Regions from separate parts of the Homo sapiens genome. Here regions 2 and 3 are each linked to region 1. The links are chromatin loops, found by intact Hi-C in ENCODE. Cell type or tissue: A673. All regions are shown on one strand.

Region 1 (8,000 bases):
AAGATGTCTGAAATTACTCTATACTCAGTATATTTAGTTAGATTAATAATAGAACTTGATTTCATCTAACTAATTAATTTGAGTTCTAAAAGCAGACACAAATAATAGGCTTGTTTTTTTTCATTTTTTTTTCATTTTGATTCCCTTTGGGGATTTTTTTTAGGGGGGGTGGTGTAAAATGTTAGTCAATGTACTACTAAGGATAAAAGAAAAACTATCTATCTAAAGAGTGAAGTAGCTCTTTATATTTTTAACCAAAGGTGAGAGGTAAAGTCAAGCAATTTCTCTAACAATCAATTGTTATATACAGCAGTAACATGGATAGAAAAGGATACTCAAACAGGAAAAAAAAATCAATACAACTTAAAAAACATAATTAAACACGTAAAATGTTTGCCTTTATTTTTGAAAATTATCTTATTTCAATACAATATTTTCTGAAGGAAAGTGAACAGTTATGTCCCCATTTAAAAAAAATAAGTCTAATAAGGTAGACACTCCTTATGTTCTACATGACAATGAATTTCATGACACCTGACTGACTTCTCATTGCAAGGCACATTAATATAAATGACTCTCACTAAGCAACAAAGGCTGGAGGAAGAAGTTCCTCTGCCCTGAGAGCTCCCTGTGAGAGAGAAGAAGATGAGCAGGAGTCAGGCACGTCCTTGTTCCTAGCACTTGAAATGGGAGAGGACTGGCCAGAAATCAGAAGAAAACAAGATCTGATGTTTTACCTTTGAGTAAAATTTATTTTCTTGGAAAAAAACCACATGGGTGAGAGTACAGTTCTCCGTACTCGTTTAAATGCTCCAGGAATAATTTTTGGAGGAACTGGAGTAAAGTTTGAGGCAGATGTTGAGACTGGGAAACCAGAAAGTAGTACAAGATCATTTAGTAAGAAAGGGTCAGAATAGGCTGAAAGGAGGCAATTCAACAAGACCAGGGAATAGTTGAATGTCAGAGTCAGGATTAAGCACAAAAGAAGTAGAAAGTTGGATATTTAAACTGTAAGATGTTAATGCGTGTAGTCAAGTGAGGCAGCAGAAAATTAGCTGAGTAAGGAGAACAGGCAAAGCATCAGGACAGGAAAGAAAACCCTAAATTAATGGGCAGAAGAGTTACAAACACAAAAGCAATGAAAGGTCCAAACCCCAAGCTGCAAAACCAGTTGGTTCAAACCGCTAGTCACAAATAGTACATGAAGGAAAATTTAAAGTACTTATAATTAATAAAAAGAATTTACCTCTCCTGGGACAGCAGCAGTTTGAAAAGGAGAGAAAGGGTTTGTATAAAAATCAAGGATGTTTTGCCTTTTCCCATGAAGCTGTGAAGAAAGGAAGAAAGCTAGGGGAAATAAGAAAAGACGATTTGCCTCTCTGGGACACATTCCTCCTGGTGACAGTCCTCTTTCTCCCCCTGGTCCTTCTTAGCACACAAAGTAGATAGGCTATATGCTCTATAAAATAAGAGTCTGCCTTCTTGGGATCTATAAATCAAAGATGCCACAGATATGTGATAGTGAGTCTGAAGTCAATACAGGTCATAAGGACAGATTAATCAATCCTGTGAAGATGTTTTGCAGATGACAAACACTTGACCAAAATGATAACTGACCATGTGGTTAAGGGGCCATATTTTCTCATAAGGTAGTACTTTCCAAACTTGTTCACCTCAAGAGCTCTGAGTAAATGAAGTAGTTAGAAGACATACTGGAGCCAGGCATGGTGGCTCACACGTGCAATCTCAGCACTTTGAGAGGCTGAAGCAGGAGGGTCACTTGAGCCCAGGAGTTCAAGACCAACCTGGGCCACATAGGGAGACCCCATCTCTACTTAAAATAAAGAAATTAAAATAGACAGATGTGGTGGCATGTGCCTGTAGTCCCAGCTATTCAGGAAGCTGAGGTGGGAGGGTCTCTTGAGTCCAGGAGGTTGAGGCTGCCGTGAGCAGGGACCATGACACTGCATTCCAGCCTGGGTGACAGAGGGAGAGACTCTGTCTCAACAAAAAGACACAGCAGAGTAAAGAGGATGCAGGAGAAGATCTAATTCTTGTGCGAGCCTTCTTTATCCCTGCAGGTAACCTCAAGGTTCCCGTGGCTTCAGAACAAGGTGAGGGATATGAGGATCAATGTCAAAGTATACAAGGGCCTCCTTCATATGGTTGGGAAGCTTTGCCTTAAGAGACAGTTTTAGATCTCCTGAGTAATTACTCTTAGAGGCGGGGAGCCGCACAGTAAGAGGAATGGATATAAGCAAATGTCAAAGTTAAACAGAAATCTTGGAAAATGTTGTATAGGGAAACTGAGCCCAATACAGACTAAGGTGATGTCTCAAGTGGTAAATATAAATGAGCAAAAGAGTCATTATTTCCCTGGAGTGAAAAGGGAGATCCTGTCTCTTCCCTCTTCATTTTCTTCTTCCTCCTCCTCTTCCTCTTTTTCCTACTCTTCTTCCTGCTCTTCCTCCTCCCAACATGGAACTTACAGTATACAAATGCAAGCAACAGAGGCAGATAAAGAGAAAAGTAACCCAGCAGACCAACAGCAACAGTTTTATACAATGGAAATAGGACTGGTAAAATATAGTGTTGAGGTGGCCAACGTTCAGGCTGCTGTGTTTTGTCAGGCCAGAACCATGTTTTTAAAATAATTGAATTTGAGTACTTTTCAGTAAAGTATATATTTTCTATGTTTTTGAAGCTGCCACCACTTAATATTTTATCAAGTTTTTTCATTTGTTTTTGTTATTTTCCTAACCTCTGAAGATATTTGAGTTTTGCAAACCCCAGCTTTTGAGTGATTCAGAGAGGACCTTAAAGCCAGCATTGTGAGAGGCATAACCTCTAAAGATGAAGAGTCCAGCAGAGATAAGCTTGGGGCCCAAGGAAAATAATGTACAAAAACAAGACCACAACTAGCAGGAAGACAGAAATGGCTTCTAGTAAGGAAATATTGTTACTATGAGTTATCATAACTGTTTCTAATTTTTAAATTATAAACACAGATTTGTGCATACACATTTTTCTAAAATATATATTTCTTATAGTATTTTTATTAAATATGTCTAGTTTACCACTATATTTTGTTATTTAGTGAATTCTTTCATTTCAAAATGTATCCAGAGAAGATGTTGGAGTATCTAAATTTACATGAACTTAATCTGTCATCTAACTAAGATACTGCTAACTAAATATTTTGGCAGAGAAGACTCTTTATTGAGTCTTCCACATAGCCTAAAGTACATTACATAAATGAACTTCAGGGAATGTATTTTTATATGTCTCAAGATACATAAAGCCTTTGTAACACTGTTTGGATTTGGGTCAAAGAAAAATATGACCCAAACTGTAGCTTTTTTTCTATATATATATATATATAAAATACAGAAAAAATATATAATCTACATATACATATATATAAAAAATAGATAGATAGATAGATAGATAGATAGATAGATAGATAGATAGATTTTGCTTGCTAGTGTTGTGTGAAATGAAGAAAGGTATATGGCTGAAAAAATTAGAGTAAGAAATCTACAAGTGGAATATCTGACTCTAAAAAGGCACTCACTTCCCAGGACTGCCTGCTGTCGTCAGTGAGCTACGAATGGATTTCAATAAAGAGTAAGTAACGATACCAGGCTGGTCCACTTTGGGAAGATTGTATGAAACACAGTATAGAAAAAAAAAATATTTTCCCCAGGAAGAATATAATTGATTTATTCTATAAGTACTTTTCTTAAGTAAGTGTAGGCAACCTCAGTAATATAAAATATCAGCATACTCCTGAAAACCTGTAATGAAAGCAGGTATGACAGTACTGTATGGTTTATTGACATGCACATGTAGGTTGCAGCATTTAGAAACCCACCCACCCCCATCAGAATCAAGCCATTGTAAATGTTTTAGTGCAACCTGGTGGTGATTCTGTTTTCTGCAACAAGGTGATAAAAGGCATTCAAACACATCTATTTAAAAATATTTCAGTATAACAAAATTATCCCAGAGAAAATAGATTGTTCCCATGAATTACTATTCCATGTTACCTAATAATAAAATATAAAAATAAATTGATAAAAACATAGTTTTTTAAAGTTTGCTTTTAATTCAGCATTCATTTAGAAAGGAAATCTATATTTTGGATGAAAAAGTGTCCAAGACTGAAAATCCAGTCTTCACAAATTCATTTTTTTTCCTCAGAGGATAAATTTAGTCAAACTAATTATTTAAATTATTTAAAACATTAATAACTTGGTCTTAGAGAAAGGAAGAGTTGGAATTTAAAAATAAGTAAATTATATTTACATAGAAAAACTCTTAGAAATCCACATCTAAAAACTGAATGCTTATGAAATGTTTTACTAATTAATAAAAATTTCATTTAGAATAATAAAAAAGTATAAGATCATTGTATAATTTACTTCTCTGTTATCTCTAGCATACAAACACCACAGAATTCATTTAGGTTGTATGTGAACCTTATAAGTTTTCTGTTTTTTTTTTAAAGAAAAATTTGTCTACTTCTCATAAATCAAGACTTAGGAGACCCAGTTTGATTGAGATTGAAATCCTGCTGCCAACTCAGAGAAGATTTACTTTCCCGAGAGCATTCAGGGACTTATTTCTTCTAATATTTTAGATGATAAATTATTGGGGTCAGAACTGTTGAGAAGTTTGAATATTCTTTCAAGATTTTCTTTTTAGACTTTGAAGAACAGTATCAAGCAAGTATATAAACAAAGCCCAGAGTTTCCACAGTGCATTTATCATGAATCCACTGCCTCTCACCTCTTGGGGAATATTTACATTTTCTTTAAAGATTTGATGATTGTACAGGATTAAATATCAGTCTTATTTCTAAATTAATGATTTAGTGTTAATCATCAAGCCAGTTATTCTAATTTAGAGATGTTCCTTTATGGAGAACTTTAGCTTCAAATATGATTATTTTGCTGAACTTGGATGGACTATCTACTTTGTTGTCTATAATGGGTTAGCCCAACTTTAAAGAGCTTTACACAATGGAAAAAGCAAGTGCTTCTCTTATTTAATACCACAAAGAAATTATACTTTCCTTTGGTAAAATTCACTTATTTTTGAGCTTATTTCTATGAACATGAGCTATTTCATACTTATAAAACTTCATTTATTAAAAATATAGATTCTCATGAATAAAATTATTAATGTTTTAAATGCCCATTTAGTAATAAAGTCACTTCACTGTATCCCTGTAAAATTCATGAAACATTACATTATTTGTGCTATATGTTGTCCTATGACAGAACTACCTGTTTGGTTTGATGCAGTGAAATTGTTCAATATGCATCCAGATGGAAGTTAATGACATTTATTTTTGCACATGTCTGCTGGGAAAAAACTCCAATGGAGACTTCTGGGGCATCATATTTTATTAGCTCCTTTAAAGCAATCCCCATTTCCTGTCTTAAAACTTGGTAGGTGGAGTGTGAAATTATTTTTAGTGAGGGTAAAGAAACTAAGCAAGAGGTCCTACAGCCAGGTGCTCCCCTCCAGGTCAAAAAAAAATCTTCAAGAGTGAGAAGCCTCAGAACAACTTTGCTAAGTATACTTGGCTTCATTCCGTCACTTTTTAAAGTTCCTCTCTGAATTCCCCTTACTTAAGCCCCCACTTTCGTGTCCCAGTCTCACTGACACAGTGTTGTATGAAAATTTACTCTGCTCTCTAAATGGGGTTTGGGGCAGACCATAAAGGCCCCCAAAAAGCTTGCTTCCTTCCACTTAAAACACCTCCAGTAAATGTCCCCCAAACACATCATGTGCCAGGTGCTTGAAAGACAAGGGGCAAAGTGGCAAGCTCACTGGGGGATGAACTCTGTTAAGGTGAATCAAGATGAAGAAAAGACACAGGGGGTAAAGCATGCAGTGAAATTGTTGAAAATGATTAGTCCCATTGGAGAACTAAAGCAGCTAAGCATCCTGGAAGCTGGGGAAAACAGCACAACATTTATTCTAAGACAAAAAACCAAGTTTGTGAGTGATGTGGTTGAGAAAAAATGATAATAAGGTTGAGAACTAACTGTAGTAAATATTTTACTGGAGGTTGATATAATTTATATTTCAAAAAAGTTGTGAGGGTGGCTATGTATACATAGTGGCAGAGGGTATATAGGATATCATCCTGCCTTCTCAATTTTCTTGTGAACCTGAATTTACTCTCTAGAAAAGTCTCAAAAACTAAAAAAAATTAAAAGTTCAGACATGACTAAAACCAAGGTGGTTTATTCTTATAATAGCAATTAAAACATACCTATTGAACATTTAGATGTTTCCACTACTGCAAGTTGCTACAGAAAAGTTATACGGATAGGTACGGGTATAGTTTCTGATCTTGAGGAATGATGTTCCCTAAGGGAGATACTCATAAAAAGATTACAGTGGAATATGATATATACTATGGTAGAATTATAATCAATGTGCTATGAAGGTAAGATGAAGAGACTAATACATTCTGGCTGTGAGGCAGTGAGACCATCTTTACAGATCTGGCGATATTTGGAAGGTGTCTTAAAGGCATTGATGTTTACGATAACTGGAAAAGAGCTCAGGTTATCTCATCAAGGAAGTCTGGAGCTGGGCAAAGGAAACATAGATAAAAAGAGCAATACCTGGAATAGGAAAACGTTGTAACTAATATGCTCAGAGAGCTATTTCCATCATAGAGCACCTATACAAGGTGATTAAAAATGAATACCCTGAGAATAAATTTAAAAGAATTTGTGGAAATGAAATTATATTTAAGAGAGAAAACATCAATAGAAGATACAAAAAGTTGAAGATTCTCGAAGAGTAGAATGAAAGGACAATGAGATTTTTAAAATTGGCAATAAAATATAAGAAAATTAGGGAATGCAGATGTTCAATACAAAAACAAGGTTCTGTATCTTCACCCTTTCACACGTAAATACACAAAGAAGAAGAAATGGGTAAAAGAGAGAAAAAGAGATACAGAAAGAAATTGACAGGATAGGCAGAAGGGAGCAAATTATCCAGGAAACAGTCAGCGCTGAAAAACAAAAGAGATTCCTTTAAAAATCTGAAGGAAACTAATAGATGTGGACAATTGAACAACTGCCCCTGAAGGATGCCAAATGCATGAAAGAGAAATTCAAAGATAGAGTAAATTTAAAATTTCGTGAAAAAAATTAAAATCTGAATATAAAGATTAAAAATACACATTGTGTCTCAGGAAGAATCCATACAGAAAGATTGGCACCAAGATTGAGCAAGATGGACTTCATAATTTCAAAGATCAAGAAAGAATCATACAATCATCCAGGAAGAAAACACAATTAATGCTTATAAGAGAAAACGTTTGGTCTGGCTCCAGCATTGCACAGCAACAATCAATGACAGAATTCCATGAAATTAAGTTTATAAAATTCTTTGGGACCAAAAAAAAAAATGACTCTCAATGTTTTTTTTAAATTTTTGCTGTGCTTTCTTTCAATCATAAAAATGCTAGATATTCTCAAATATTCAAGATCAGAAGGAAACAGCATCATAAAGAAGTTTGATAAGACCCACTTTCACTTTATAATAAAATCATCCTAATTAAAGATGAATGAGGCCAGGGGTGGTGGCTCACACTTGTAATCCCAACACTTTGGGAGGCCAAGGTGGGCTGATCACTTGAGGTCAGGAGTTCGAGACTAGCCTGGCCAAAAGGTAAAACACAGTCTCTACTAAAGATGCAAAAATTAGCCGGACGTGGTGGCATGCACCTGTAATCCCAGCTCCTCAGGAGGCTGAAACAGGACAATCACTTGAACCTAGGAGGCAGAGGTTTCAGTCAGCTGAGATTATGCAACTGCACTCTAGCCTGGGCAAAAGAGCAAGAGTGAGATTCTGTCTAAAAAAAAAAAAAAAAAAAAAAAAGATGAATGAAAATAAGGATTTAAGGATTTTAGCAAAAGAAAAGCCCTACAAAGACTCTAGATTCTGATTCATTTTAAATATAG
Region 2 (8,000 bases), 390 kb before region 1:
CACAAAAACTCAAATTGGGCAGGAAGAAACAAACCTCTCTCATGTAAGAGACACTCAGTCCCCCGAAAAAGAACAAATTCTTCATTCAGAGTGAACAGCTTGTGAGAAAAAGCTTACTACCTTGCTCATAGGCAAGGGAGGTGATTGTCAAATATAGCTGGAAGGATGTCTTGCCCAGTCTTTTGCGGATGCTTGAAGTTTCTATAATACAGAGAGAAACTTTTAATTCCACAAACTCAGATGAAGTTATAAGGCTAATGTTTCTAAGAGGGAGTATACTATAGTGATTTGAATTTAGCAGGGTTGTAATAACTTGTACCAGATTGTGTCTTAATCAACCAGCAAATATTTATTGACCATCTACTATGTGCCATTTATTGACCATCTACTAGTTTTATGATAAAACTGAAGCTCAAAGGTTGTATGCATCTTCTCTGATGTCTCACTAGAATCCTCCAAGCTAAATGGTTTATTCATTTTTGGGGGCTATCACTGTGCTACCACATACTTCTGAAACCCACAGGAATGTTGCTTTCATTGTCACCTATCTTCCCCCACTGGATTGCATACTCCACACGAGAGCTGAGGCTAGCTTGGTCTCATTCATCTTGGTAACGTTCGAGTATATCAGAATCTTGGCACGCAATTGACATTTAATTCATGCTTATTAAATGAATTAATAAGACTGAATAAGATATTAATGCTACTCTATGGCACTTGACAGGTAGGACAGGAAATAAGACATGAGTGCAGAACAGTTATTGAGAGATTAGTTGCTTTAAGTTTATCATGTATAGTGGTGAGTTAGGGAGAAGAGACAGAAAAATAAATGAGATCAAGAAGTCCCCAAAAGACGCTGCCTTGTTTCTGCCAATTTTGTGTGCCAATCCTACACTCACGTTGAAAACAATTAGTTATCCATTACATTACCTTTAGATGTTCCATAGCAATTATAGTTACTCATTTATTTACTAGAAGTTTGCTTACATTTAATTGATTTATTTGAAGAACCCAAAGTAATGACATGTAGCAGAAATCATGCCTCTCTTTCTCTTTCTCTTTAGGCACATCCTGCATCTAGGTTTGAAATGAAAAGAAGTGAGCTTAGATAGGCAATTCCTATTTCCTCTAGAAAACATGATCGTTGACATGAATTTAAGCAGACAGCATGAATCAAAGATTAACAAGTCAGTTCAGTTCTGGCTCTGCAGTTTAATGGGCTTGAGGTCTTAGACCACATGCTTACTCTCTCTAAACCTCAGTTATCTCATCTCTGAAGTGGAGATAATAATGCCTACCCTGTTTATCTTTTAAAGCTGTGATGTGTAAGAAAATGCTTTACATACTATGAGCTACTATATAAATGCAAGGGACTCTTGCTATTATTATGGTCATGATTGCTCTGGTAATCATGACGATAGCACTGAATACAAATCTAAAGGGCACATCCACATAATTAAAGTGTCTTACCTCAGGAACAGCTCTAGACATTCACGTCTGTGAAACAGCATCTGATCAGTCCTTAAACTCATCAGACAACGTATACATTGATGGACCCTGAAGAATTACTGGCACATTAATTTGCTTGCCTGGAAACATCTGGATTCTCTAAAATTAGATTCCTGATGAAAGATCCCTGAAGTGTTGCCAGATTTCTGTTTAGATAATTTTATTCAGTTCAACAAACATGAATCGAATGCCTATTTAGGCCAGAAATTGTTGTAGGTAATAGAGACTTAAAGATTGGTGATCATGGCTCCTGCCTTCAAAGAGCTCACAGTTTGTGGGCAGAGACAGATACATAATTAGATGTCCACAGAATATAAAATGGAGTTATGTGTAATTATTACATAAATTACAGTGGTACTACAGGAAGTAGACTAAAGCAAAATCAGAGACTATCTTGATGGAAAGGATGCCTGAATTGAACATTAAAGCATAAGTGGAAGTTACAAAGGCAAAGTGAGTGCAAAGTGAGGGTAATTCCAAGCAGAGGGAACAACATGAGCAAAGGATCTAAAACTGGGAAAAAAATATGTGGCTATGTTGCTGGATCAGAAACCAAACTGAAAGATGTAGAGGGAGCTAAGGCTGAAGACTGGAGAAGAGAAAAACCAGTTCCTGGAAGGGCTTGTGGGTCATGTTTTTAACTGTGACAGATAGATACCACCAAAGGGTATGAAACAGATAAGAGACATTGTGAGATACAGATTTTAAATAAAATGCACTGGGTATTGCATTGATTGAAAGATAATAAAACTGGAAGCAGGGACATTTGGTTAGGGTAGCAATTTGGAGAGATGAGCCAAGGAAACAGTAATTAAGATAGGCAGCAATACTTTTGAGAAATATACAAACACACACACACACACACACACACACACACACACAGAGTGTGCAGGAAGAGACAGGACTTGACAGCTGCTTCAATGTGGCGTTGAAAAATACAAAAGTGTCAAGACAGAGCCAGGCATAGTGGCTCACACTGATAATTCTGCTTACTCTGGAGACTGAGGTAGGAGGATCGCTGGAGGCCAGAAGTTTGAGGCTGCAGTGAGAAATAATGACACCACTGCACTTCAGCCTGGGTAGCAGAGCGAAACACCATCTGAAATACAAACATTAAAAAATGCAAAATTAAAAAAAGAAAGATGCCACGATAGATTACCCAAGCACCGTACTGGTGTAATAGATATCTCAGTCTATGAAATTAAAAATTATGATATATTACTTAATTTTTATAAGCTATCTAATTTCTGACTCCAGAACAAATTCCACTAGACTGCTGGGAAAAAAATACCTGAACTCCCAAGCCCCAATCCTTACTGACATTTCTCTAGTTAGGATTTCACTATGATATTAAGGTCTTAATGCCAAGGAGTTGGGGATGGCCCATTTGGTTGTTGGCTGTGAGTCCATGCCTGTAGCTGCTGAGACAGCTGTCATCCTGGCCTATGTGGCCTTTACAAGTCCCTTAGTTCTCTCTGATGCCTCAGTGCCAAGCATGGTTGGTGGGCAAATCTTGGGAGAGAGGGCATATGTTCTCTTCGCCCAGAAGCAGTGTGAAGCCATTTTCTCCTTTTGCTGTACTTTCCTAGGAAATGGAGGGGAGGTACCTTCAGCCCCGGCAGGAAACCACAGGTCTCTCATCATTGCCTTCTTCTCTTAATCTGAGGGGAGATAATTCTCTGAGGAAAATCCTTTTCCTTTCAGGTCTCTCTGTTTTTGTGTGTTTACATCGCAATGTTTCTTCTCCTCTCTGGAGTTTAGTTTGGGCATAGAAAATACATCAAGGCAATTCCTTGCTTTTTAAAATTATCTGCCCTCTACTTCCACATGAAAAGGGTCTTTGTCTTCTTGCCATTTTACCTTTGGCAGCCGGCATCCAGAATACTCTGATACATGCTAAGAGCACACACACAAATATTTGTTTATTAAATAAATGAATATAAGGGTAAGTTATGAGCTGACATGACATATTTTAGGAGGAAAAAAGCTACCATTTTGGAATTCTCTCAGCAGTGCTATATACTGAAAGAGTAAATGAGTGAATTAATTAGAAAATGAATACAGCCATGGCTGCTTACTTTTGTTTTCTGTTCTCTGCCACATTCCTTCCCTGAGGCATTCAGCACAGAGCTGATTTCATGCTGAAAGAGAAGGAAGAGAAAGGAAAGAAAAATATTCAGAGAGGAAAAATATTAATTAAAATATTAATATAATCCAGTCAGTTTACTTATTTCAAGTCATCATCTAACACCAATCAAAATGCTTCTTACTACCTAAATTGAGTATTTTTATTGAAATGTAAAGTTTATTTCAATGATATTCAAAATATGAATTAGAGAATTGAGAGTGAGAACAGATTCTTATACAGAGTTGCAAATTTACTCATACTTAATCACACTAAGAAAAGTATTTTTTAAATTTTGTCTATGACTAATAAGATCTTACTCTCAGACCTCAGGTCCCCTACTGCTTGCTGTGATAATTTTTCCTTCCTTCCTTCCTTCCTTCCTTCCTTCCTTCTTCCTTCCTTCCTTCCTTCCTTCCTTCCTTCCTTCTTCCTTCCTTCCTTCCTTCCTCCCTCCCTCCCTTCCTTCCTTGGAAGGAACTACCAACCCTATGCAAAGTCATTTAAACATGGTGGCAAAGTTTGTGCAAGTAGAGAACGTCAGATACAAAACAAAGCAAAACAGAAACAAAACACCAAAAAATATAAATTAAGATTGTGAACTTTCAGGGCCTAGGGATAGGGGAAGGAAAATCAAGGAGCACAAGTGTTCAAAATCTGGATTGTAACTCCCTCTGTCTAGACTGGGACTGGGAGAGGAGGTACTAGAGGACTACCTTTGCCCTTGGTGTTTCCCCACTTATGTAATATACCATCTCTTCTCTGGGTTCTCTTACTATCTCATTATTGGGTAGTGCTTGGCTGCTGTAATAGGCATGGAGACATGGAGGGATATACTCCATCCATGTTAGTGGTAGTTTAGTCCTTATTATGTGAAAGAGAAAGAGGGTAGGGAGGAAGGACATATTTGGATAATTTTATCTCAAGACATTAGCCTGTCTTGTAATGCTATTACATTCCTCCACCTCCTTTTTGCATTTTAGAAACTAATTTTCTTTTTCTTTTTATTATCTTCGCTTTTAAATCACCCCCCTATCCTGTAGGCTCCTGGACCCCAACTTGCCTCAATAGACTCAGGCAAATATATATTTTCAAAATATTTTTGTATTATGCCAATATTAGAATAATTTTGAAAAAACTTAACTGTCTATTATATAATCGAGTATCAACAGTTAAGTGCCAAATATCATGCTATGGATGTTATGTGCATTTTTTCACAATATCAAATACATGCTATACATTTTATTTCCATTTTTACCTATGAAATGTATATTATTGGTTTACAGAGATAGAAATGAATGCTTAGAGAGATTAAATAATTTGCCCCAAATAATACCCCTCATAAATGGCTTTGTTGAGATTTAGACTCAGGGGATTCCTACTCAAAAGCCCATGAATTTTTCAGTACATTTTGTTGTTCACTGCCAATTCTTAACTCCATGAGAAAAATTCAGGCGCTTATAGGAATGTGTGAATCATAATTAAAAGAACACACACTCAGGGGCAGGAGACTCAGTTTCAAATTCTGCCATTTTGCAATTTTCTGTCAATAGTGTGGTAATAAGAAACAGCAAGTGCTCTTATATCCCGATTTTGTCTTTTATTAACTGTGTAAACTTGGGCAAACTCTTCTCATTTCTAAGTCTCCAACTTTTTATTTGTTCAAAAGAGAGGTTAGCATTAGGACAGCTGTGATGAGTAAGTGTGATAATACATTGCAAGCAACCTAGCACAAACCTTGGCATACAAAAAGTAAAAATAAAAATAAAACACTCAGTAAATGTAGACACCTCATCTATCCAAGAGAATTTTGATAATTTGTGAAGCATTCATTATGCTCTATATGGACCATTAGGTTATTTGATAAATGTATGAGTTTTAACACAAGTGCTACAATGTAACTATAATAAAAGCCCAAGAAATAAATGTTCATACAATGAAGTCTTTTTCTTTTTCATTTTTCTAAGAAACTGGCTCCTCATTTCTATGTTGCAGAAATGAAACAATAATTTATTATTTAAATCACTTCTTGGGGCACACATCTGATCTGGAATTCTGTACCTACTTTTTATTTATTTATTTATTTATTTTGAGATGAAGTCTTGCTCTGTGGCCCAGGCTGGAGTGCAGTGGCTCAATCTCAGCTTGCTGCAACCTCTGCCTCCCAGGTTCAAGCGATTCTTCTGCCTCAGCCTCCTGAGTAGCTGGGACTACAAGCATGCACCACAATGCCTGACTAACTTTTGTATTTTTAGTAGACATGGGGTTTCCCTATGCTGGCCAGGCTGGTTTCAAACTCCTGACCTCAGGTGATCCACCCGCCTCAGCCTCCCAAAGTACTGGGATTACAGGCATGAGCCGCTGCGCCTGGCCGTACCTACATTTTTATTACGTTAACTGGCACATAAGAAATGTACTATTTTGGGGGGTATAGTGTGATATTTTGATACATGTGTACATTGTCTAATGATCAAATCATGGTAATTAGCAAATCCATTGCCTAAAAAATTTATGATTTATTTGTGTTGGAAGCATTCACAATTCTCCCATCTAGACATTTGAAAATATACGATAAAATGTTGTTAACTTTAGTCACCTCACAGTGCTGTAGAACACTATAACTTATTCTTCCTGTTTACGCTGTAATTTTGTACCTGTCAACCAACCTCTCCCTATCTCCTCTCCCTCCTACCCTTTCCAGCCTCTAGTAAATGCAATGCTATACTCCACTTTTATTAGATCAACTTTTTTAGCTTCCATATATGAGGGAAAACATGCAGTATTGATCTTTCTGTGCTTGACTTATTTCACTTAACATAATATCCTTTAGATTCATTCATGTTGCCTTGAATGATTTGATTTAATTTTTTATGGCTAAATGGTGTTCCATTGTATATACATTGTATACTACATATAATATAATGTAGTATATATATGCAATGTGTATATATGTTCATTTTGTGTCTGTATATATATACACACATATATATGTATATATAAATTAGTATTTCATTGTGTATTGTCTTTATTCATTCATCTGTTGAGGACACTTAGATTGATTCCATATCTTGGCTATAGTGAATCGTGCTGCAACAAACATGAGAGTGTAAATATCTCTTCTACATACTGATATCCTTTCCTTTGGATATATACCCAGTAGTAGATTGTTGGATCACATGGTAATTCCATTTTTAGGTTTTTAAGAAACATACACATTGTTTTCCATAGCAAATGTACCAATTTACATTCCCATCAACAGCATATAAGGGTTCCGCTTTATAGGCATCCTTACCAGCATTTGTTATTTTTTGTCTAACTGGAGTGGGAGGAGATCTCAGTGTGGTTTTGATTTGCATTTCCCTGATGATTAGTGATACTGAACTTTTTTTCATATACTATTGGTCATTTGTATGTCTTCTTTTGAAAAATATCTATTTAAATCATTTGCCTTTTTAATTAATAATTGAATGGCTTGGGTTTTTACGCTGTTGAGATATTTTAGTTTCTTGTATAACATTTTAACAACAGTAATTTATAGCTTTCTCAAGTAGCTGGGAGCCCTGGAAAGATGGTAGGGGGAATCTGAAGCCACCTTCTGAGTTAAGCAACTGTCCTCACAGTCCAGGGCACTCAGCCAGAAGCCCTGAGCCAAGCATACAACATTCCATCTGCTGTACTAACCAAAGGTAAATGACCCTCAAACCCCAAGGGAGTGATTCAGCTTCAAGAAGGAGACCTCACCTTTTACAGGACAGTCAGGCTTGAGAGTTGCTTTGCTTAAGTGATTGAAGAAGAAAAAAAAAATCTGAGATCTAGTTAATGAAATGTATTGAGGTCATTTCCACCATTCACTGATGGAGCTCAGAAACAGAAAGTGTCAGGAGGGCTATAATTAGGAGAGAGAGTTAAAAATTTAACAGCATTCCAGATTTCAGTTACACCTGTCATCGTTTTTAACCACCCTTTCTTCCCATTTGCACTTTATTGGGCCTACTGTCTTCCCTTCTCCTTTTCAGGATTTGAGAGAAATAGGCAAAGAAAAATATTAAAGAAAAGAAAGGTGATATTTTGAAAAGATATTTGGGAGAAGCCAGTTTCAGGGATAGGTTCAGTTCTGTGCCTGTCTTTCTTTTGACTATAATTCATGTTAGCCCTCTCTGACTGAGGAGTGTGAAGTCATTTGGCTCCTGCATGTGTGTTCCTCAGTGAACGCACCTAGGGGTGTCCCCTTGTTCCTTGAGAGCACTTGTACAGAGAAAGCAGACTTGATACAACCTTCTAGAAAGTCTAGTATACAATGAGGCACCATAATTATCTTTAGGGATTTCATGTGTAGATTATTTCCCCTACTTTTGTTTTAAATAGA
Region 3 (8,000 bases), 780 kb before region 1:
AATCTGTAGATTGCCTTAGGTAGTATGGACATTTTAACAATATTGATTCTTGCAATCCATGAACATGTTGTATCTTCCCATTTTTTTGTGTCCTCTTCAATTTCTTTCATTAATGTTTTATGGTTGTCATTGTAGAGCTCTTTCATTTCTTTGGTTAACTTAATTCCTAGGTAGTTAATTTTATTTGTTGCTATTATAAATGGGATTTTAAAATTTCTTTTTCAGATTGTTCACTGTTTGCATATAGAGATGCTAGTGATTTTTCTTTACTGGGAGATTTTTTTATTATGGCTTCAGTCTTGTTACTTGTTATTGGTGTGTTCAGGTTTTGGATTCCTTCATTTTTCAATCTTGGTAGGTTGTATGTGTCTAGGAATTTATCCATTTTCTCTAGATTTTCTGATTTATTGGTATACAGTTGCTCATAGCAGTCACTAATGATCCTTTGATTTTCTGTGGTATCAGTTGTAATGTCTCCTTTTTCATCTCTGAGTTTGTTTATTTGGATCTTCTCTCTTTTTTTCTTAGTCTGGCTACAGGTGTGTCAGTTTTATATATCTTTTCAAAAAAACCAACTTTTCATTTCTTTAATCTTTTGTATGGTTTTTTCATTCAATTTCATTTATTTCTGCTCTGATCTTTATTGTTTCTTCTACTAATTTTGGGTTGGGTTTGCTCTTGTTTTTCTAGTGCTTTAATATATGTCATTACATTATTTATTTGACATTTTTCTTGTTTTTTGATGTAGGCACTTATAGCTATAAATTTCCCTCTTAGTACTGCTTTCACTGTGACCCCATAGGTTTTAGTATGTTGTATTTTTATTATTATTAGTTTCAAGAACATTTTCAGTTTCCTTTTTAGTTTCTTCATTGACCCACTGGTCACTCAAGAGCATATTGTTTAATTTGTATGTGTTCGTATAGTTTGCAAAATTCCTCTTGTTATTGATTTGTAGTTTTATTCCATTGTGGTCAGAGAAGATACTTGATACTGTTTCAATTTTTTGAATATTTTAAGACTTGTTTTGTGACCTAACATATGATCTATCCTTGAGAATGATCCATATGCTGAAGAGAAAAATGTGTATTCTACAGGTGTTGGATGAAATGTTCTGTAAATATCTACTAGGTCCATTTGTTCTATAGTACAGATTAAATTTGATGATTTTTTTTGTTGATTTTGTGTCTGGGTGATCTGTCCAATGCCGAAAGTAGGGTATTGAAATCTCTAGCCGTCACTGTGCTTGGGTCTATCTCTCTCTTTAGCTCTAATAATATTTACTTTATTATATCTGGGTGCTCCAGTGTTGGGTGCATATGTATTTATAATCATTATATCCTCTTGCTGAATTGACCCCTTTATCATTACATAATGACCTTCTTTGTCTCTTCTTAATTTTTGTCTTGAAATCTATTTTTTCTGATGGAAGTATAGCTACTCCTGCTCCTTTTTTGCTTTCTTTTTTTTTTTTTTCTTGGTCCTCTTGTTTTATTTTTTTATTTATTTATTTTTTATTTATTTATTTTTTTTATTATACTTTAAGTTTTAGGGTACATGTGCACATTGTGCAGGTTAGTTACATATGTATACATGTGCCATGCTGGTGTGCTGCACCCACTAACTCGTCATCTAGCATTAGGTATATCTCCCAATGCTATCCCTCCCCCCTCCCCCCACCCCACCACAGTCCCCAGAGTGTAATATTCCCCTTCCTGTGTCCATGTGATCTCATTGTTCAATTCCCACCTATGAGTGAGAATATGCCGTGTTTGGTTTTTTGTTCTTGTGATAGTTTACTGAGAATGATGATTTCCAATTTCATCCATGTCCCTACAAAGGACACGAACTCATCATTTTTTATGGCTGCATAGTATTCCATGGTGTATATGTGCCACATTTTCTTAATCCAGTCTATCATTGTTGGACATTTGGGTTGGTTCCAAGTCTTTGCTATGAAAATTCATGTTGATTACTGGATTTCTTCTTCTTTGCTATACAAACAATAATAAATCAGGAATAATAGAAGTCTAAAAATAAAAAGTAAACACACATTTTTTCTCATTCTTTGTCTATATGCATGTACAATTTCGCATAATTATAATTATAGTGCTTTCTGATTTTTCTCTTTGCATTTCTGTATCTCTGCATTTTTCTTGTTGTTCAATGTTATCATTTTCAGTGGCTTCATCCTATTTTATCTTTATGATATGGAATCATTTACTTAACTTTCCCTCTGTTACTGGTGGATATTTATGATGTTAACAAGTTTTCATTTTCTAAGAAACACTACTGTTTGCACATATACCATTCATTTTCCTCTTTTTTCTTTATAACAGAAGCCCAGTTTTGTACACATATCCATCCATCTCTTGTATAACTTGGGAAGATGTGTCCATTCCTAGTGTCAGGTGGACACTGGTGAGACAAAGCTAATCAGCATCTGGCAGTCATCTGGTGACTGTCACTGGTCTGGGGTAACTTGGGCTGAGGCAACCAGACAGAAGAGGTTTGTATCCCAATGTGTCACCTACTAACTATATGACTTTGGGAATGATATTTAATTTATGTCTCATTTTCTTAATCTGTAAATTACTCATAGCACCTACATCAATGGTTATTTGAAGCATAAATGAGTAAATATATCTTAAGCTCTAAATAAATTTATAAATGCTTAACACAGTGCTGGCACTTAGCAAATGCTCAATAATGTCACCTATATTTATCAGAGTTCTGTCATTTGTATAGTGCAATGTCATCAGAAAACAGCTTAAGATAGGATTTCATCTATAATAAGCACACAGCTGGCACGTGTGTGAGTGTGTGTTTATGTCTGTGTCTATGGGTAACAACTTGAGACCTTGGCCCATTAAAACTTTAGACCTAGGATCATTATTTAGTCCATGTGACAAATAAGATCCAGAAAGGTAAAGTGAATTCACTCAAGTTGAACTGCTATTTAGCAACGAGTTTTCACTATTGTTCCAATTTCATTACTTTTTCTTTTAAAGACTGTTAAGATAATACCTTAGTACAGTCTTGTTTATCTATTTGGTATTCATTAAAATACTCATTACAAAAGCACCTATTGAGGGCCAGGCATTATTATCTGGGGGGAATTTGGGGAACAAAGGAGACTGGGTTTTATTCTAAATATGATGGGGAGCCATTGGCTGGCTTTGACAGGGGGAAAGCCATGCTGTGAATCATATTTAAGAAGAATTACCCTGACTGTTCTATGAAGATTTCTCTGGAGGGAAAGCGGTAGGAGATCAAGAAGGATGCAGGGAAAGCAGGTAGGAGGTTAGTGAGGGGTAATAATGGCCTGAAAGGAAATGGTAGCAAGAGATGAGATGAGAAGTGGTAAGATTATAATACAGTCTCTGTTAAAATTTTAAACAATGCATATGTATACAGTAACGAGGGAAAATGCCCACCCTCACCCCATACCCTTGCTTCCAATGCCGATCTTCTTTTCATAGGTAACCACTGTTAACAATTCAGTGTGCTTGTATCACCAAACCTTGTCCTATGCCACTCATAAATGGTTTATGCCTATATAAAATAAGTCAGTTTTATTTGCAATGTATTTTCAGTATTTTTTCTTTGTTTTATGTTGCTACCTCCTATCGTGGAGCTGAAGTGTAAGACTTAATAATGATTTGAAAGTCCTCAGAAACAACCCACCTCACACCTGATCATTGGAATAAATAAACAATTTAAAGACAGTGATTTATTAAGACAACAAGAAGTCTAATAAATAGCATCAGCATAGATAAGTCTTTCTTTTTTTCCTTTCTATTTAGTCAGGAGAGTGCCATTGCCCAGGATTTGAATGACTGCTTTATTCCCTTTTTTTTTCTTTTTTTTAAACCTGAGGCAGAAAACCAGTAGAGGGCGCTGAGAACCCTGTACATGCAAGAAGTCTAACGGAAAGATACTGACAAACAAAAAGTGGAAAAGGATTTTAAGACAGGGATCATAGCACTACAGAAATGTAGGCTTTCTTGCTTTGGTGCTTTTTTTCCTTAAAGTTAAAATTATTTATACTATTAATGGGTGAAGTTTTACCCATATCCCCTTTAGCAGCTTCGAGCACAGGTTTCCAAAAAATATTCTAACATGCACAATAAATACTTTTGGCAGCGTGAAAATAGTTAATAATATTTTCTCATCCCATTATGAGTTATTTTATTTTACTCAAAAGGTTTCCACCCTTAAATCCTTTGGGTAGGCAGAAGCTGGTTAGAATATTGAAGCAGGACTGATCAACAGACAGACTATATTTTTACTGAATTTATCATTCACATTGTCTGTGTGTATGTGATTATGTGTGTGTAAGTGTCTGTGTACATGTATTCAAAATTTAAAAAGTATTCAAAACAGTTACCCTTGTATCTGTCAAGGGTATGTAAAATGCCTGTTTGGAGTCATTACTTTTTCCTGTTGTTGAAAACTCAAATTGATGGAGGGTTTGAATTTGGATTACCACAAAAATGTAAATAAGCAGAAAGACTCTAGAATTAATGTATTTGTGTATTTATTTATTTCCAGGGGAAATTTGGCCTTTGGAATTGCTGTAGACACAGACTGTTAAACAGTCAAAACGCAATGTCAAGTGATAGAGTGTTAGAAGAACAACATATCATTTTCTCTAAGTTTGAGCCTGTATAGTAAGCAGGTCCCTCAGTATAATTCCAGCACACTTTTCAGCTATGCAAACTCTTTTACAAACTCTTTTTACTTTCACAAACTCTTTCAGGATAATGCTGCTAAAATTAATTACTGTGTATATTTTGTTGAAAACTACACGTAGTTGCTGAGCACTATTTATATGATGGATATCCTTGTGTCCTAACAGAAAATTCATAGCCAGGAAATATGATATTTTACCTGTGCTGAAGGATAATAGGCTGCCTTCATCAGCCACTAGAAATATTAATTTCAGTGTCTCCATTGAGGTACCACGTGGCTTCAAAACAATATTTTCAAAGAAATATACAAGAGTTTATTTTCAAGATGTTTTACACTGTTGTGCTTGGAGAGTCTATGGAAATGGTTAGCCTTAGATCACAGAAAGCTGCATTCTCCTTCACGATGAAAGCTTTGAAGAATGCTAAATATATTCCGTCATTCATGATGACAGTAGGAGCACAAACCCAGTGACACTTGAATCTAGGTATTAGTTTTCCATTCTTTGATGATTTAATGAGCAAAACTGCAACAACCTACACATTTTTCTTGGCTTACTTCCTTTATAGTAAAACTGTAATAGGATATGGCAGTTCATGGCTTTCTGCCTCTGGATGGCAGTAACTCCTGCTTAAATGTTCATGACCCTTAACTGCAATATTCTAAAGTAAGGATTTCCCATTCTTTGTCAGTTTTCTGTCCAAAGAAAACACTAATTTTACTTAGTCTGAAATATATATACATACACACACACACACACACACACACACACACATACACATACACACACATACATACACGCATTTGAAAACTAAGAGCAAGGAGTCTGTTTAATGTTAAAAGTTGATAATGTAAACCCCAGGCTAAAAGGAAAATGAGGACGCAAAGAACTAACCTAAAAAAAAATTGGCATTTGGATATTTCCATATGTTTATATGTGATTCATTTTCCTTCTTACATAAATTAACAAATGCTGCTGAGCCAACCATATTTCTTACCTCAAGACAACAAGGCACTGCAAAAGCTCTAGGAATATATCCAGGCTTTGGGAATAAGCATGTCTACCACTAGAATTATGTGCTCTGATTAATATAGTCTATCTGGATTTTCTGACTGTGACTTTTCATAGACACAAAGAATTAAAGAGCTTAATCATTAAATAAAATGAAATGCACACATGTTAAATGTAGTTCACTAACCTCTTTATGCAGTGGCTACTGCAATACCATAAATTGACATCTGGATTGGGCTGTGGGCTGTAATTTACTGTCTCTAATATTTTCCTGGTCTTCCTTTTACTTGTCCTTTTATAAACCTGCTATTCCTTTCCTTCGGATCCCTGGTTTTCCATCTCCGCCTCAGATACTGTTGCCTTGCCCACCTCCTTAAGATTGCATGTGCCTGAAAGCTCTACTTAGATATCCTTTTCCAGACTTCACCCTCCACGTTGAGGTGCTACAGCTGCACCTAAGAAGTGCTTCTGCTTCCTACTCGGCTCCATAGGCTGTGTAGTATCCTGGAAAATCTACATAGATTCAGGTAATCTTTCTCTTTTTAACACATGTTCCCCTGAGAATTTAAGGTTTTTTGAAAGTGATACATTAAGACCCAAATCTACCGTATGGGCTACATTACCAGGCATGTCAAATTTTGGTGTCCAATTGAAGTGACATCAGTTTCTGATGGCTTTATAATAACTATCTTCAAACCATTGTTGACTTAGCAGAACTTACTGTGTACTCATGCATGTAATTCTTTATAACTCAGAAAAAGGAATGCAATTCCTGTGGCTTCTAGATGATAAACTTTTAAAATAAATATTATTACAATGATTTTTTTACCGCCCCCCACCCCCATGAAATGGTCTCTATAATTATGAGGATTTTTTTTGTGTTTCCTTTGGGCAAGAGTAGAGAGTCTTTATTCAAAATAAAGATGGACACAGAAATAGCTGGAACACAAAAAGCCCCAGACCATAGAAGAATACATAACCTGTGCAGAAAAGAAGCGAAGTCAGAGAGTCGTTAATTCCAATAGTATTAGAAGCAAGTATTGAATGTGGGATATAAAGCTTAGAATCTGGGGTCAGGTTGACAGGAACGAATACAAGAGCAAATTGGATGGATAAATGAGAAGAAGTCTAGAGGAACAACTTCCGAGAGAAACCTTCTATGCTGTTCTCAGGTGGCTGGTGTAAATCTTTGTGCATTTGAGTTAGTGCCATAAACTGCTCATAGGTAGAGTGGTTCTTATCACTGACCAAAATAAAGCTGGTGACTCTAGGGAGTTATATCTGGTGGCATCATGTGGCTTGGGTTACTTTCAGTGTGCGGTGACAGTCTCATCCTCAGCAAGAACGGACTATGTTGCCAATGAAAGGAATGTCATGGCTAAACACCAATATTCTGAAGATCTGTGTCTGAGTAGGTCAATGCCCTTAATAACTCTCACTTTGCTCATTTCTGAAGCTCTAGGGTGCCTTTTAAAAGTGTCTAAAGAGTGTGTGTGTGTGTCTGTGTGTGTGTGTGTGTGTTTAAGTCAGTGGAATTCTAAGTTTCACTTTTGTTCTTTATCTCTGGGTCCACTCTTGGTTGGTTTCCATGGTTTTTATTCTCTTGCTTTGTGTTGTTATTCATTCAACAAGCATTTATTGAGTCCTTAAAAAATCAAGTATTGTAAAGCATTGTGGTAGATACTAGGTATGATGAAAGAATACAGGTATTTTCATCATGACATTTATAGTTTGGGGAGGGATATAGACAGATAAAAAGAAATTAAAAATCAGAGGGATGAGGGCTAGACAGGCATGTAAATGGTACTAAGGAATCTCTAGCAGGAACATCCAACATAGATTTGGGGATGGTGGGGAGGTCAGGAAAGATTTATTGGAAGAAGTGATGCCTGAAGCGGTATCTGTTGTCTGTGGTCAAAGTCAAAGCCAGCCAGGTAAAGGGAGAATAGCTGTTTAGACAAAACAGTGTATCCAAGACCCAGAATTGAGAAATAGAAAAAGTTGATTGTACTTGTCGAAGCCGATGTCAAGATAGAAGTGCAAGAGATTTACTGGGGGAAATGTTTATGAAGGATAAAGGGGAGAGGAAGTCGAGTAGCAGGGGAGAGCCTCAGAGCTTCATGCAAACCTAGTTCTTGTGAAGAGTGGGAGGAAAGAAAGGAGGATGGAATAGGAGGATCCTTAAACTGTAGTATACCTCTAGAAGGAATGTCTTGGCCAGGCCTATGAAGAGCTCCAGAGCAAAATTTGTTAGAAGAATCCCATGAAGGGGTAGAAGTGGTCAGGCTCCAGTACT

The links. A loop is a pair of places that touch in the nucleus more often than their neighbours do. Peaks named below come from ENCODE experiments on the same cell type or tissue, not always from the same donor. Only the 100,000 strongest peaks of a DNase experiment are listed, where the experiment ranks them.
Region 2: it touches region 1 in a loop (14-fold over the local background); 2 of 110 quality-filtered maps call a loop at or near these places.
Region 3: it touches region 1 in a loop (7-fold over the local background); 23 of 110 quality-filtered maps call a loop at or near these places.

Annotation. Positions count from the first base shown.
Region 1 is chr1:198,767,674-198,775,673 of GRCh38, reverse strand. No RefSeq gene overlaps it. Among named protein-coding and RNA genes, the nearest start is that of MIR181B1, 87 kb to the left of the region's middle. In A673, a CTCF peak has its summit at 3,925 (motif pointing left); a DNase peak (open chromatin) is centred at 3,893; H3K4me3 peaks cover 292 bases; H3K27ac peaks cover 5,207 bases.
Region 2 is chr1:199,157,073-199,165,072 of GRCh38, reverse strand. It overlaps LINC02789 (long intergenic non-protein coding RNA 2789), which reads right to left. Exons shown (of 4, transcript NR_147896.1): 2 at 3,588-3,650; 3 at 2,503-2,608. All of the region lies in intron 1 of LOC107985243 (a long non-coding RNA gene), which reads left to right. Among named protein-coding and RNA genes, the nearest start is that of LINC02789, 12 kb to the right of the region's middle. In A673, no CTCF peak of the experiment used is centred here; DNase peaks (open chromatin) are centred at 3,082, 3,602, 4,252, 5,082 and 2 weaker places; H3K27ac peaks cover 8,000 bases.
Region 3 is chr1:199,548,062-199,556,061 of GRCh38, reverse strand. No RefSeq gene overlaps it. Among named protein-coding and RNA genes, the nearest start is that of LINC02789, 400 kb to the right of the region's middle. In A673, CTCF peaks have their summits at 3,871 (motif pointing right) and 5,285 (motif pointing right); DNase peaks (open chromatin) are centred at 3,911 and 5,301; H3K27ac peaks cover 3,628 bases.